Linked DNA regions of Mus musculus: region 2 is linked to region 1. A link is a contact called in ENCODE Hi-C or POLR2A ChIA-PET data. All regions are on one chromosome and are shown on one strand. Each heading gives the region's core, a stretch centred on a gene start or an enhancer-like site at or near the end of the contact. The rest is flanking DNA. Distances are from core to core; before and after follow the strand shown.

Evidence for each region. Hi-C counts contacts between places; a loop is a spot of excess contacts on that map. ChIA-PET counts read pairs that join two places held with the same protein, here RNA polymerase II (POLR2A).
Region 2: a loop to region 1 is called in a map of CH12.LX, with 3 times the contacts of the local background. The contact joins the enhancer-like site here to the promoter of Prkce in region 1. A Hi-C loop is called at or near these places in 1 of 37 maps with a recorded cell type or tissue (CH12.LX). POLR2A ChIA-PET finds 5 or more read pairs at or near these places in 1 of 5 experiments (Patski).

The regions. Positions count from the first base shown.
Region 1 is chr17:86,163,392-86,170,787 of GRCm38, forward strand. It overlaps Prkce (protein kinase C, epsilon), which reads left to right and starts at 4,394. Exons shown (of 15, transcript NM_011104.3): 1 at 4,394-5,549. The coding sequence starts at 5,202. It overlaps Gm5817 (predicted gene 5817), which reads right to left and starts at 4,094. Exons shown (of 2, transcript NR_165800.1): 1 at 3,070-4,094; 2 at 2,076-2,336.
Region 2 is chr17:86,267,325-86,274,720 of GRCm38, forward strand. All of the region lies in intron 1 of Prkce (protein kinase C, epsilon), which reads left to right. Among named protein-coding and RNA genes, the nearest start is that of 2010106C02Rik, 16 kb to the right of the region's middle. Within about 2 kb of position 4,116, at least 2 of the 3 ENCODE cell types and tissues checked have a DNase peak (open chromatin) inside an H3K27ac peak, as active enhancers do.

The DNA of each region.
Region 1 (7,396 bases), core at 3,144-5,643:
AATGTGTTCTATTGTTCCAGCATGGCAATGTTTATTTTATTATTTACTTATTTTTCAGTAAATTTAGCTAGAAGGTTTAAGACTTGTGACTAGAACTCTAATTAGCTTCTTTTCTCTCCTTTTTGGCAAGTCGGTCAACTTTTCTACATCTCACATGTCTTATTTAATAGCAATAAAGACAGAATAGTGCTCTGTTGCATCTTGCTGAGAACCACTCGAGGGTTCTCAATTCTGTGCTGTGTGGCTGTCTCCTGAGTTTCGTCTTGGTTCCAGTGTGGCAGTGAGGGGCTTTGCGCTCTGTATAACGTCATATGAAGGCAAGAGTGAGTAAGGGAGCATGGAGTGGGGCCATTGCTTCTAACAGGAGGTAGAACATGCCACCCATGTTTTCTCCATGTCCACTGGGGACCAAACAGTGCCAAACTTTCTGTGATCATTGCTGGGACCATGTTCCACCCCTATTCCCAGACTCAGGTAGCTGAATTCTTTTCAGCAGAGCCTGTGAGAGATGGATGTTAGACCTTGACCAGGGTGAGCTTTTCGAGGCCCATTAAGTGTCTATAAATGGCATCAGCTGGCACAGCAGTGGGTGGGGACAGACATTAACACACCCCTTTAAGGTTCTGGCCCCTCCTTCCTCGCTGTTGTTAGCAGACCTAAACAACATCTAAGAAGGTTTCATTCTTGGATAGAGGGCAAATCGTCTTCAGCAGCGCATCCCTCTGGCACCCTGTTTTGAGGTGAGTCAGATGAGGAGAGTTACAGAAGGAAAAATATCCGCTTGCTGCTCTCCCTAGCCCTCCCGCTGCAGTTGGAGATTTAACCCAAGGCACCCTCAAACACTAGGTTATAAGGACAGCAAGCTGTTTTGAAAAGAATTCATTCTAGAAACTACTTCCCAACTACAGAATGTTCAGTGTCTCTCTAGGAAGCAGTTCAAACACATCTGGGTGGCCAAGGTGTCTTTAACTGCTAGGTTCCTGCCCACCTCCTCTCCTGTTCCCACCTGTATAAGCCAGGCTGAATAGTTCCTGTGTCACAGTCTGTTCTCTTTTGCCTCCTATGTCTTTCCCATTCTGCTGCCGATGGTTCTTACTCAAAAGGCCTTGTAGTGATGCTTCTCTAAGCTCCCCCAGGCAAGGGATGCTGCTCCTGTTCCGGGAACTGTTGCAACATGGGTTGTACCGCCCTGGGCAGCCTCACCACGCTGGACCATTAGCCCTTTCTGCACGCACCCCAGCTTCATCGTCTTTGTACATTCTTACATCATTTTTTATCTTCCTCTCCCCTGCCATTTCTCAGAGATTACGAAATAACTAGACTATTGTTACAATCCAAAGGGCATTTAACTCAATGTATACATAGTTGCCTTCCTGCCCTTTACATTGTATACAAGGGCCAAGAGGAAGACCAACCAGGCAGTAATTAGGATCAGAAGTTTATATTGTAAGCCCTAGCTGGCAAGGGCCTGTTTTCCTATTCACCTGGAGTCTGAAGCAGGTTATTTTAAACCTACCTCTCCTCCAGGTAAATTTAAGAGTGCTCCCTTATATCAAGCATAGATACTCATGCCTTTGAATCCCAGCACTTGGGAGGTAGAGGCAAGAAGATCTCTGTGAGTTCAAGGCCAGGGTGGTCTACATAGTGAGTTCCAGGACAGCCAGAACTACTTAGTGGGACCCTGTCTTGAAATCAGGGTGTGTGTGTGTGTGTGTGTGTGTGTGAGAGAGAGAGAGAGAGAGAGAGAGAGAGAGAGAGAGAGAGAGAGGGAGAGGGAGAGAGAGAGAGAGAAAGAGAGAGAGAGAGAGAGAGATTTTGACAAGCTAGTGTCTCACATATCCATGGTGTCCCTGGGGAGTTTTTATGTGGCTAGGTTAGAGAGTGGGAAGGTGAGAGATTTATTTAGAAACAAAGATGTAATGAGCACACTGTTTGCACAGAGAATACCCAACTTCTCCCTTTTAATATAAACATTCATCCAATGCAAGCTACTGGCATTTTGTTTGCTGGTAGAAGCAGGGTGTGGGAGGAGTGGAGGGGGGGGGGATAAACAAACTCTAAAGTTCAAATTCAGTGTTTAATTTTAAATTTATTTCTTGTTTAGTATGCCAAAAAAGAAGGGATCATGTCTATGATTTTCCGATTCCAACTCTATTTGCACGTAAGATAGGGCCCATCAGACAAAATTGGAGACATATCAAGAAACACCAACTAGTTAAGTTCGGATCTCTAACTTCAAGAAATCCCTGCCTGGCTGGACTGCCCAGCAGGGCCGGGGCAGAGTAGGGCAAATGAAGCCTTCCGTTTATGTGAAAATCTTGATGGATGCCAAGAACCTGAGTAAAGAGAACTGTACTTAGTGAACTATTTAAAAAGACCTAAAACTAGCATGTTCTATTCATCCTGAAAATTAATAATACCTTTTATTTTAAAAATATTACCTTTTATTCAAAAATATTTTAAATACCATTTTGTTTAATGATTTGGGGGGGGGCATTCTTTAACCTAGAGTGTATCCCTACCGGTTTTTTGTTTTGTTTTGTTTTGTTCTTTTAGCACTGGGCCTGCTTCTTAAACACATAGCCTGGAGAGAAAGTCTCATTGTCATTACGTTTTGCTGCATGTCCTTATAGGAAGTTTTAAAATTATTTTTTAGGCGCCAATGATCTTAAGGCCATAATCATTGCCAAAGGTGCATTTTTATCAGCATCTGTATAGCAAAGGTGCATTTTTATCCCACGCAACAGGACTGGCTGTCAGGAAAGTAAGTGAGCTACGGGGAGGGGGCGTGACTGCACACTTAAACTTTAGGAGGAGATCTGCCTGAACTCAAACCCCTGAACTCTGTGTGTGTGTGTGTGTGTGTGTGTGTGTGTGTGTGTGTGTGTACTGTACTTGGTATGTCATTCCTGGAGACTGCCTTCTCATCTTTAAACTACAAGAAATGATAACCCTTTTCCACAGAGGAAAAAGTGAATGGAATGCGGTTTGTACATTTTGATCCACACTTATCAGAGTCGCCAGATAAACACTTAGCTTTTCACCATCCGAACGAACAGCCGGACTTGCCTTGGCACTCGGGTGAGGGCGGAGGTTTTCTTTTTCCACTCACACGGCGGAGAGCTGCGGGACGAACCCCTTCCCGGGCGCAGGCTGGAAGTTCCCGCTGCGCGGCGCCCGGGGCCTGGCGCGCCCCGCCCGGCGCTCCCAGGTTCCCAGTCCCCCTCGGCACAGAGCCATTCCCTGCCGCCCGCCTTCCCGGTCCTGGTCCCTGGCCCAGGAAATTCTTCCCCAGCAGCCCAGGGCTCGCCTCACGTGACCAGCCGCCGTCGCGGCTGCTTCCAGAGAGTTTAAAGGTTACCGAGGAAATTAGTATGGATACAGCCACTGGACCCCAGGAGGACGCATCGGGCTTTCCCGCAGCCCGAACGCCGGTTGTCAGGGCGCGGATCAAGCCTTGTCCTCTTAAGGGGCACACACAAGGTCCCGCATAAGTAGGAGGAGTCACTTTGAGAAATAAACAGACATTCGAACCAGGCCGGGCCCAGGTTCTACTAGTCTTCCACAAGTTCTCGCAACCCAATCAGGCCCAGAACAAATCCCCAGAGGGGAGAGTCTCCTCAAGGGGGAAAAAAAGAGGGTTTCAAAACTCACACCCAGCCGAAGGGCTCAGCAGTCCGGGTGTCCCCTCCCCCATCGCGGCACAGTAGAGAATCCCAGGGCAGAGTGACAAATAGGCCAGCTCTCCGCGGGCGACTGGTGACCGCCGCAGTCCAGGCAGAGTGGGGGAAGGTGATTAGTCTTCTTGGACATTGCGACCCCCTCCATTCCACCAGGCCCAGTTTTAAGTGATAGTGTTGGCCGCAGGGTGCGAGAGAAAAGCGCGGCCCGCTGCTCTCCGGGTCCAGACCCCGCTCTCCTGGTGCAGATCCGAGGAGCACAGACTCGGCCTGCGACAGTCGCTCCCGCACCTCCGCGACGCCACACTCCTGGGTTCCGCGCGGAGTCCTTCCTCAGCTCCCCCGCGCGCCACGGCAAACGGACCCGGCCGGCCCGCTCCTGCTCTTTTCTGCTCGGCTCACTTTTCCCGTATTGCTCCCCCAACCGGCAAAACTTTCTATTTCCCCAAACAGTGGCGCGCGCGCGCGCGCGTGCACACACACACACACACACACACACACACACACACACACACACTCACACACACTGACGTCTTTTGCGCATTTCCTGCATTAGAGGGAGGGAGAATCGCTCGCACAGCGATCGAGGGAAGCAGATCGCGGGCTGAGCGCTCTGGCGGGCGGCGAGCCGGCGGCAGCCGAGAGCGCGGACGCGGGGAGCGCGGCGGGCGGGCGGGCGCCGGCGGGCGGGAGGAGGGGCCGCGCGGAGTCGCAGTCCCTGCCCGGCCGCCGCGCTGCGCACCGCCGGGTGCCGGCCTGCGCCCCGAACCCAAGTGGCGGCCACCTCTACCTCCCAAGCCCGCGCGGATGTGAGATCCCAGGCACCGGGCGCCTCGCGATCGCCGGCTACGGCGCGACTCTGCTTAACCCGGGAGGTGACGGCGGGGCTGATCGTGCGGCTTGTGGATTTTTTAAAAATTTGGCTCCGGGGAGGACCATTTCCTCTCGACATGCATCCCTCCGGATAGACTGCACATCCCTCAGTCCACCCTCCGCCCCGCGCCGTCCGAGGCAGGCGCTGGGTGGGCGAAGAGGATCCGGGTTGAAATCTGTGCCCCCGGTTCTCGTCCCCGCCCCGTCCCGCCGCCCCCTCCCCCTCCGGGAGTCGAAATTGCCCGGGGATTATGTTTCGGAAAGGTAGGTGAGCGCCGGGCGCGGCGCCTGCTTCTCCGCACACGGACCCGAAGAACCAGCGAGGCGGCGAGGCAGCCCCCGCGGCTTGCAGCGGAGGCGACAGCTCGTCTCCTGCCGTGGAGGTGTCGCCGGTGGTGGGGGGGAGAGACTTGCTCCAAAAAAACGGACGTCTCCAGCTCTCCCCCCTCCCTGTTTTCCGTTAGGAATCCGGCGAGGAAATACATGCACTCGCTGAGAATCGGCGGCGCCAGGAGGCAGCGCCACAAGGTGTAGCGAGTGAGTGGGGTGGGGCAAGAGGGGACCCAGGAGTCCCCCAGGCTCCCGGCGCGCCTGCTCCTGCTCTTCAATCCTGCCCTCGGGGCGGACGGAGTGACCCCCGCCCCGACCATGGTAGTGTTCAATGGCCTTCTTAAGATCAAAATCTGCGAGGCGGTGAGCTTGAAGCCCACAGCCTGGTCGCTGCGCCATGCGGTGGGACCCCGGCCACAGACGTTCCTTTTGGACCCCTACATTGCCCTTAACGTGGACGACTCGCGCATCGGCCAAACAGCCACCAAGCAAAAGACCAACAGCCCGGCCTGGCACGATGAGTTCGTCACCGATGTGTGCAATGGGCGCAAGATCGAGCTGGCTGTCTTTCACGACGCTCCTATCGGCTACGACGACTTCGTGGCCAACTGCACCATCCAGTTCGAGGAGCTGCTGCAGAATGGGAGCCGTCACTTCGAGGACTGGGTGAGTCGGTCCTCCACGTCCGGGAGTCCCGGGTCCCAGGGAAAGACTTGCTGCCTGAGCATTGGTCCTGGGGCTCTGGGCTGTCTGTGTGTGCATGTGCGGCTCAGTTTTCTTGAAGAGGCACGTTTTATTTCCTAGCTGAAGAGACATATACAGTAGGGTATGAAAGACGAGATTTGACAGATGGGCACTATCCCTTGCCCCCCCCCCCGTGCCCTCCCAACAGTGGGCAGTACAGGTGGCTTGCAAGTTGGGAGAGAACCCGGAATGCAGGTGCATAGGTTGGTGGAAGGAATCTGCAAGTCCCTGGTGGACTTGGCTGAGCGACTGTGTGTGGGTGGGTCTCTCTGTCCTTGGAGAGACACGTGGAGCTCAGACTGGAGGGTTTTTGTGCCTCCTGGCTTTATCCTGGGTAGCCTAGTGAGTAGTTTTATAAAGCCGTCTTTCTGGTAGGAAGCCCCCTCTTCCTAAACAACTGTTTAGCTCATTTGATGACATACCAGAAAGGTCCTCACCCCCAGTGTCCCCTCTATAGGTCCTACAAACATAACACCAGCTTGCTTTGCCCATCTGTTTAGAATGCCGTATTCTCAAAAGGGCTTGTGGTGATAGGAAGTCAGGACTTTGAATCTTAAGATTTTATGCTTGCAGACTTTGATTGTCAAGATATTGTAGGATCAAACACTATTTCTGAAATTGAGCTAACTGTTAGCTGATTCCACTGTCACATAGGAGGGATTTTGAAGTAGGCCTCGCCAATATACCTTAAACCAAATGCATCCAACCTTGGCACGTGGGCAGTCAGAAAAAACAACCCCCTCCCCGCTTGCTTCTCTCTTCTTGTAGGAGCAGCATTCAGTTAGGAAGTGGGTATCTCTATCTTCAGGTTTGTTACATGTTTCTATCTGGAGCAAGTGTTGCTACGGATGGATATGTTTTCCCCCGATTCTTTGGTCTTCACAGAGGGCTGTCTGTGCTGCCTTATGAAGAGCTGTGGGAGAATCACTCTGCTGACAGCAGATAACTTCATGAATATCGGAGGGTCAGAGGGTGCACATGCCCTTGGCATGTCACTCTACTTCACATTTTTAAATATATATTTTCAAGGACATGGAGCTTTTAGGGGGAGATGGGGGGAGGGGACCTGCTCTTTTTATGCTCCTGGATGTGGGAGAGCCTTCTGGAAACCATGGTTACTAAAGAGGCTTTCAGGGCAACCCTTGTAAACCACAGCTCAACGCTGGGAGGTCTGTGGCTTCCATTAAAGTAGACAGCAGGCAAACTTTAGGATCCCGACCTCAGTCTCACCCCCACCCCTTCACCCACTCTCCTTTCACTGCTGTTCGCCGTGATGCCCAAAGGGGCATGGGGGGCTAACCAGCTTCACAAACAGACTTCAGTGCTAAACATCTGTGGTTTTGTATAAAAGGGGAAGAGGATTTTTGACTAGAGTATCAGGAAGGTGGGGCCTGTTGCAGGAGGGTCTCAGAGGGCATAAGCAGTGGGCAGAAGGCAGAAAAGATGAGCAGAAGGTTCAAGTCTTCCACATCCATGCGCCGGCTGGAAGGATGTATCTGAGTTTCTCTGGCAACACTGAACTGGGGGCTCCTCCAAAGCCAGAGCAGAACAGGACGCTACTCTCTCTCCTCAGCTCTTCTAAGGAAGTGTTCAGTCAGAGCTTCTTGCTTAATATCTGTTCTCCAAGGTTCTTCCATTTATACTGGATTTGGCTGTAGACCAGATCTTCTAGTGCACAAGCAACATTTCCAGACAAGGACATTGAGTTCCAGAGAAGCTAAGTGGGTCCCCAAGGTCGCATGGCAAGCACAGGTGGGTTGGAGGTTGAG
Region 2 (7,396 bases), core at 2,866-5,365, 100 kb after region 1:
GCACAAGGAAGGGTGGAGGATGGATGGGGAAGAGGGGATCCAGGCCAGATTTCCTGTAGAGAAGGTCAGAGGGGACTGTGAACCCTCTCTGCTGAGAACCGTAAAGAGGCAGGGTTAAGTAGTTTGGAAAAACTGACTTCCAGTTGTGTATTAGGCACAGTCTGAGCTGCCAAGAACTGTGGAAGCTGACCATGGGGGAAGGTGACAGCCACAGAGGAAGGTGACAGCCACCGGGGGAGCTCTTCAAATACCATGCTGGCTGTGTGAACGAAGTTGATGGGAGCAGATCAAACTAAGAAAGATAAACACATGCTTGTGAAAGGGAGATCCATCCTGCTGTCTCAGCTCTTGGACTTCTAAAGCTCAAGTCTGCTGGCAGCAGGTGACAGAGCAGAGAGGAAGGAGGGGCTCAAGAGACAGCACAAGAAGTACTGGGCCATCTAAAAAGGCTGGGGAACGCCAAGGTTTTAGATTTGGAAAATAATGGCCATACAGCCCATTTAGAAAATATTTTATTATCGTACTAAAAAGCTGACCATCAACTGCCCATCTGATCTGGTTACTCCACTCCTTAGGTATTTACCCAAGATAAATCAAAGGAGGGACCGAGTTTTTCTCAAATTCCATCCCTTCAGCCCTCTCCTACTGTAAGGCCTCCAGACTGTCCCAAATCAGAAAGTCAGCTCATGCCCTCAGTTACTCAGTTTCTGGTTTGCCCTTCAGCATCTTACACTGGACCGCTCATAGCAGTTTCACTTGCATTGCCCCCAACTGGAAACAACCCACATGTTCATCAGGACAGAGTGGATGAGCAGACTAGCCTATCTTACAACGAAGAGGAGGTAGCAATACAAAGACAAAAATAAATGTATCACTATACATTATGCTGAGTGGAAAAGGCCAGATGCCCTTTTTAAAAAGGACATACTTATAATTCCATTAATAGAACATTCTAGAAAATGCTAACAAGTAAACTAGTGATTGCTGTGAGCTAGAGGTCGCATGCCGGGGCAGGGGACAGGTGACAGAGGCCTGTGAGGACCCTTGGGGCTGAAGGGCAGTTTACAGCTTGGAGTGAATGAGATGTGAGAGTATATGAAAACTTACCTATGCTTGCTGTTTAAATGTACTTGGGTCATTCTGTCTTCAGGGCATTCCGTGAAAGCTGCTAAAAATAATAGTGGAAGTTGAGAGATTCGAGGCATTTTGGTTTTTAAAAAGCCATGTGTGTGCTCCTTGCAGCTGCCCTTGAACATCCTCAGGGGACTAGATCCATGACCTCTGAGGGTAAGGGCATCTAAGGCTACACAGATCCCTTCCATAAAATGGAGCAATGTTTGCATAAAACAAGTGCATATTCTCCCCATATATTTAAAATCGCATCCTCTCTGCCACCCACACTGCTGTGCCTTGGGTCAAAAGCAGTGGAATCAGATGACCATGGACCGGAACCTTGGAAACTGAGAGCCCAAAGAGATACGCCTGCTATTTAAGTTGTCATTGCCAGGTATTTTACCGTAGAGATGAAAACCTAGCTGACACAATATGGGTGAACAATGTTTTAAAAATAATTCTGAACTCTGCCTGATTGAAATTGCCAGTGTGGAACTCAACATGTACAGAGAGCTGATGACTTCGCCTCCCTACTCCTAAACTGGAAGGAATTTATTTCATTGGAAATGCGAAGAGGGGGCAGGGGAGTCAAACATCCTCTCAGGAAACCAACCAGGAGAACAGGTTTGAGCTAAGCACATGGAGGGAGCCTGTAATGAGGCTGAGGTAACAAGAACAAGAGGTGGTGCCTCAGGGACCTGCTAGAGAATTACCAAGGATGGAAGGTGACAGGTGGGCTTCATTGAGCAGAAGGAAGACCCACTGAAAGGCAGACCCACCAAGCTATGTCATCGAACAGAGAGGAGGCCAGTGTGGAGAAGGATCATGTCCACAAGTGGGCCAGGACAAAAGACTGGGGGGTGGACAGGCTAAGGACAAGGGGGACAGATAAAGCTGCCTGCCTATGTCTTGGATACTGCATGGAGGCACTGGGCAGCATTGGGATTTATCACCTAACTGTTCTGTGACTTGTTTTTCCTCCTGTAAAATGGGGAATGATACTTACGCATTCCTCACAGTAGGACAGCGATCAAGTTCCTTTCTTGGCCCTACATGTGAATTTGTCAGTTCAACACCTCGAGTAGTCTTTCTTACGATGTCCACTGGCTCCTTGCTGCACACATTTCAGGGCTCGGTTTAAACGACACCCCGTGAGAGAAGCCTTCACTGACCACCAAGTTAAGAATGGAAATCTACTCACCTGCTACTGTATAGCAACGGTGTGCATCCCTTTATTTGTATGGGGTTCCCCAACTTCTTCCTGCTAGAATGAAATCAGCTTTACAGACTCCATAATACCAGGGGCTTTGTTTCATCTAGAATACTTTGCAGACTCTCATGGCCTCTCGGGACATTTTTGCTGCGTCTGTCGCGGATCATGTGGCATTGCTGGGCCTTGCTCTCTTCCTGTTTACATCACGGAGATCAGGTACCTGAAAGTCCTGGGTCTTGTGGGGGTAGTCAGGGTGTGACATGACAAAGCAAGACTGGCTGTTGGTATTAGATCTCACAAGATGGGGTGGGGGGGAGAGATTCCAAGAAAAAGAGAGAAGGTGCGCCGGGGCCATGCCTGGTGGAACCTGAGGAGACATGACAACAAATGAGAATGGATTGACTCTGGATACAGGATAGTTCCTGAAGGACAAGAGTTTAAGATCTCCTTGTAGTTAGCCCCATTATGGGGTTCTGAGGGAGAGGCTAGTTTTGTTTCACGTTGTCTATTTCTGATCTCTGCCAATGTTTTAGGCCATTATTTTCTGTTTCTGTAGCAAAATATCTGAGATCAAATAATGTACAAGGGACATAAGCTCATCTAGCTCAAAGCGTGGAGACTGGAAAGCCCAAGAGCATCATGCATAGACCATCATTTGCTTAGCTTCTGCTAAGGGCCTGCTTGCTGCCTGTAAACATGGCAGGGGCCTTGTGTAATGAGGTAGCAAATGGTCTTCTCCTTCTCTAATTCTTCGAAAGCCATTAATGCCAACGTATGCATCAACTCTCAAACATCCTCTAATCCTAATTACACTCTGAAGGTTCCAGGCCAGGAAACCATGAGCACCTTTGGGAATTCCATTGTTAATGCATTGGTGGGATCACATTTAAACCTGAGCCCTCCCAGTTCTTGAAAACAGAGCACAGTGCCTTATTGAGATACAAGTCCCTTAGTACAGGCTCCACCCATCTAAAGAGTGCAGCTCAAAGGCTTAAAATGCAGTTACATTTACACGACAGTTATCCCAGTGCTCAGGACGTGTTCATCGTTCATTGAGTCACGGAGGAGCCCACACTCATTAACTCATCACTCGTCCCTCCCACCCCTCGTCAACAGCCAACCCGGCTTTCTGCCCATTCCTTGATGTTCTACAGGAATGAAATCATACGCAGTGATTATGTCGCAGTGATTATATCGGGCGTCTTCTGCTCAGTATGTTGTCCTTACGTTTCATCCATGTCACCGTGTGTGTGTGTGTGTGTGTGTGTGTGTGTGTGTGTGTAAAGCACAGGTCCTTTTTGCAGCTGTGCCAGGTCTTGCTCCAGTGAATGTAGTGCACTTTAGCTATCAGTTCACTAGCCTCTGGGTGATGATTTTCTTGGGCCATTTTGAATAAGTGCGCTATGAATGTCCACATGTAAATTTTTGCCCTTCGAAGCTCATGCTTTTTCAGACTTAACTCATTCTGTGCCTGTTGCTGAAATGAGAAGTCGATTTAGTGGACGCTATTTTCGAATAGGACTTTCCCACACTCTCCTCTCTGCCGCGGGGCACCGTACTTTTCTCCCTGTCCTAACCCCAAGTTTTAAATCACTGTTCTACACAAATGTAGGAAGAAAACATACCAGTGCAAGGCAGTGCTGATCTGTGGCAAACGAGTTGGCTGTGGGGGTCATCATTTAATGTCACAGAAGTTCTACCATGGAAGGCAGCCAGCTCCAGGTTCTGTGTAGAGGGAGCACATCATGCTGAGGGGGGCAGGGGCCTTCGAGAGGAGCTGACACATGTGTCAGAAGAGGAGCCAGCCACATGGCTCTGATTTACCCACGTCAGCGCAGGGCTAGGAAGTGCTGGGGGAGGGGCTGGCTGTGTCTTGAGGCTGCCTGTACTGCCTAGCCTTGGGGACACTTGATCAGCCCTCCCCTTGAGCTATTGAGGGAACAGAGCAAGAGAGCCTAGGAAGGGATGGTGACCCCCCCCCCCCCCAGTTTAGGCTGCAGCAGCACCTCCTCACCTCCTCTTCAGGGCTCTTTCTTTTCATCTAAACTGTCTGCTTTGGTTCAAGCACAGAGGTGCCTTGGTTATCATGCCAGGAGTCAGACAGAAATAGCTAGTTGGGCCGGTGAGTAACTTGTGGAGGGCCTCCTCACAAGTCTGCCTCTGCACTCCTGCCTAGCTTCCAAGAGGAAGGGAAGGATCTCTTGGGGAAATCCCGGGTTAGTTCTGGTCCGAGGCCATCTAGCAAGCACCTGCTACTCTTTGAGTCTCTCCAGTGTGACTTTAGATCTTTTGGAGGTGCTGAAAGGCTGGAAGCAGCCCTGCATCCAATTAGGAAGAGATACACCTGTGCAGGAAATGAGCCGCAGCCTCCGGCGTCAGAGGAGGGAGGAGTCTTTTGGGACCCACGGCGATCCAGGAAGGTTTCCTGGAGGAAGCTGCGTATGCCGTGGAATGTTTTCCCCTTTTGTAGGCCTTGGCTTCTTCTCTCTAAGGCTGGCAGCACCTTGCTGCAAGCCACTGGGCACATTAAAGACAGTATATGCACATAGGAAATTGAGCGACAGAAAGAAAGGACGAGAGAAGGCCTCATCAGACACCGGAGGTTGTCTGCATGTGTTGGCAGTGGGGTGAAATGAAATCCAAGTTTACTCCACAGATCACCCCATAAGGGCAACTCCTGAGGAGAGCCAGACTGATCTCCTATAGTCGTTCTCGTATGTGCGAGTTGACTTTCAGGACTCACTGCCACAGAAGACACATCAGCAACAGAAGCTGTGAAAGGCCTAGAGGGCTGGAACCTGGGGGCTGTGGCTTGATGGAGGATGAACCAGAGAATTATCTAGAAGAATAGACAGGGGATACATTCCTGATGGAACAGGAGAGGAAACTCTCTGAACACGTAGTCATAGTGACATTATACCTAGCTAAAGCACACGGTCCCCTGTCCTGGGCCCTATCATTCCCATGTCTGGATAGTGGACGTGGTGCTGATGCTGAGTGTCTTGATGTTCAAGGGCAAAAAAAAAGAAACAGCAAAACCAACCAACACATGTCCCAGGTCAGAGTTCAGAGCTGGCCCTGTCTCTCACCAGTTCTGTGTAGAATGAAAAATCTTTGTGTCCCCATGTTAATGTCCCCATTCTTGTCCCTGAGAACTTTGAAAGCGATTTGAAGTCTTACATTTTTCTGAAAGAGTAATCAAAATACAGGAAGGATTCCATGCTAGCAGGAGGCTTTGCATTATTCCTTGTACTAGAAACTGTCACTTACAGAACTGACAGCATTTACTCTGTTCCCAAGTGTTTTATCAACTTGGTAGCTGTGCCATTCTCATGACTTCCGGAAGCATGTGCTGTTTTCTGAACTTTGTCACAGGGTTTAGGGCGATGTCAGTATATTCTGGAGCCCAGGATATTCTAGAAGTCTGAGGAAGACCCTAGCCGAGTCTCTCCTCTTTCTGCGTCTGGCTCCTTTCCTCTCTCATCCCTCCGTGATGGTTGGGATAGTGTGCCAAACTTCTTTTGGCTTCCAGCAAAGCCCTGGCTGCTTGTGTGAGATAAGTACCTCCTTGTCTGATTTCAAACCTTCCCTGCTGGGCTTCAGGCTGCTGTGTTCTGTTCCCAGGGTGGTGGCTTTTGTAACCTTTCTCCTTCAGCTGGTGCTGCCTACAACCCGTTCATCCTTTCCAGGAATCATAAAAGCTGAGTCCAGGTCTCCCTGTTTGTGAAGCCTCCCTTCAGGACCACCCAGCAAGTTGCCGGTTCCCATCTGGGAGTCTGCACATTAGGCACCTGGGAGGGTCAAGGCTTGCTGGGTTCTCCCATGCCAGCTGACCTCTCAACCTGGGTCCTTGGGTTGGTAAGCTCTCTGTAGCTACACTCCTGGGGAGTAGCTGCCAGATACCTTTGTGCTTTTGCCATATCAAAAATACTGTGAAAGCATATTAAGTCTCATCAAACAGGAGGAAGAGGAGGGAGAGTGGGAGAAGGAGAGGGAGGGGGAGGAAGAGGAAGAGGAAGAGGAAGAGGAAGGTTTGGGATTCCTGTTACCTCTGGCCACTAGGATCAGTCTATATCTATCTCTGTTGGAAGAGACTATGATCTGGGGGCATTGCCAAATTGGCCCCACTGTGTTGGAAAAGATGGTGACCAACTGAATGAGGTCCAGATTTACACCCAAACTCCAGCTTTTGTTCCCATTCAATCCGCATGTTTTTGCTTCCAGCTGACCTTTGTCACTTGGGAATTGGGTTTGTAGATCTGGGTGGCTTCAGTTACATTCCCATGGGCTCGGAGGGGATTCCGCTGTTCTACACTAGGGCTCCCTTTTACTCTTTGATGCTTTTGAAGGCTCACACTTATGCCTGGCTGTGCCTTGGACCTGCGAAGGGAAGGAGAGATCTTGGGGAGACTCACTGTGTGTGGCTGTGCCCTTGGCCAGCAAACCCAGAGCTGCCGGGATAGTTACGTTCCTGCTACCCATAGAGCGATCATTTGACGCCAGGCCCTGTGCTGAGCAATTATGGAGCATGTTTGCCTGTTTACTCTACCTAGCAACCTAGCACACACTTATCAGTCCACTTTACACATGGGAAAGTGGCAAGACTAGAAAGGGTACCCTGTGCTGCTGGGGTTCCCAGACTCTAATGTCCAGAGTGGTTTGTGTCTCCTTGAAAGAACGTTTTGTGTTTTTTTGTTTTGTTTTTGTTTTTGTTTTTTTTTTTTTTGTTTTTTGTTTTTTTCCTTCTTCCAGTATAGCTCTTCAATGCTTTGCCTTGGGCTTTTCAGCAAAGTCCTTTCAGGGACCTTTCCACTAGATAGCCAAGGCCAAGTTTATCCTGAAGGGAAAGGGCTGAAATGACTTCATTACATTCCTTATGGTCACTAGCCCAGACACAGACCTGTTGCTGTCCAGCAGAGATCAGGAAGTGCCTGTGGCGGCTTGGTTAGCCCATCGCTCGCTCTCCTCTCCGAGAACGTCTCTCCAAAGCTGATTCCCTTCTTGAAGGCTCTCAGCATGGGATGCTGTAGTCACGAGTGTGAAAGTTGGTGTCCTGGCTGCCCCTGCTAG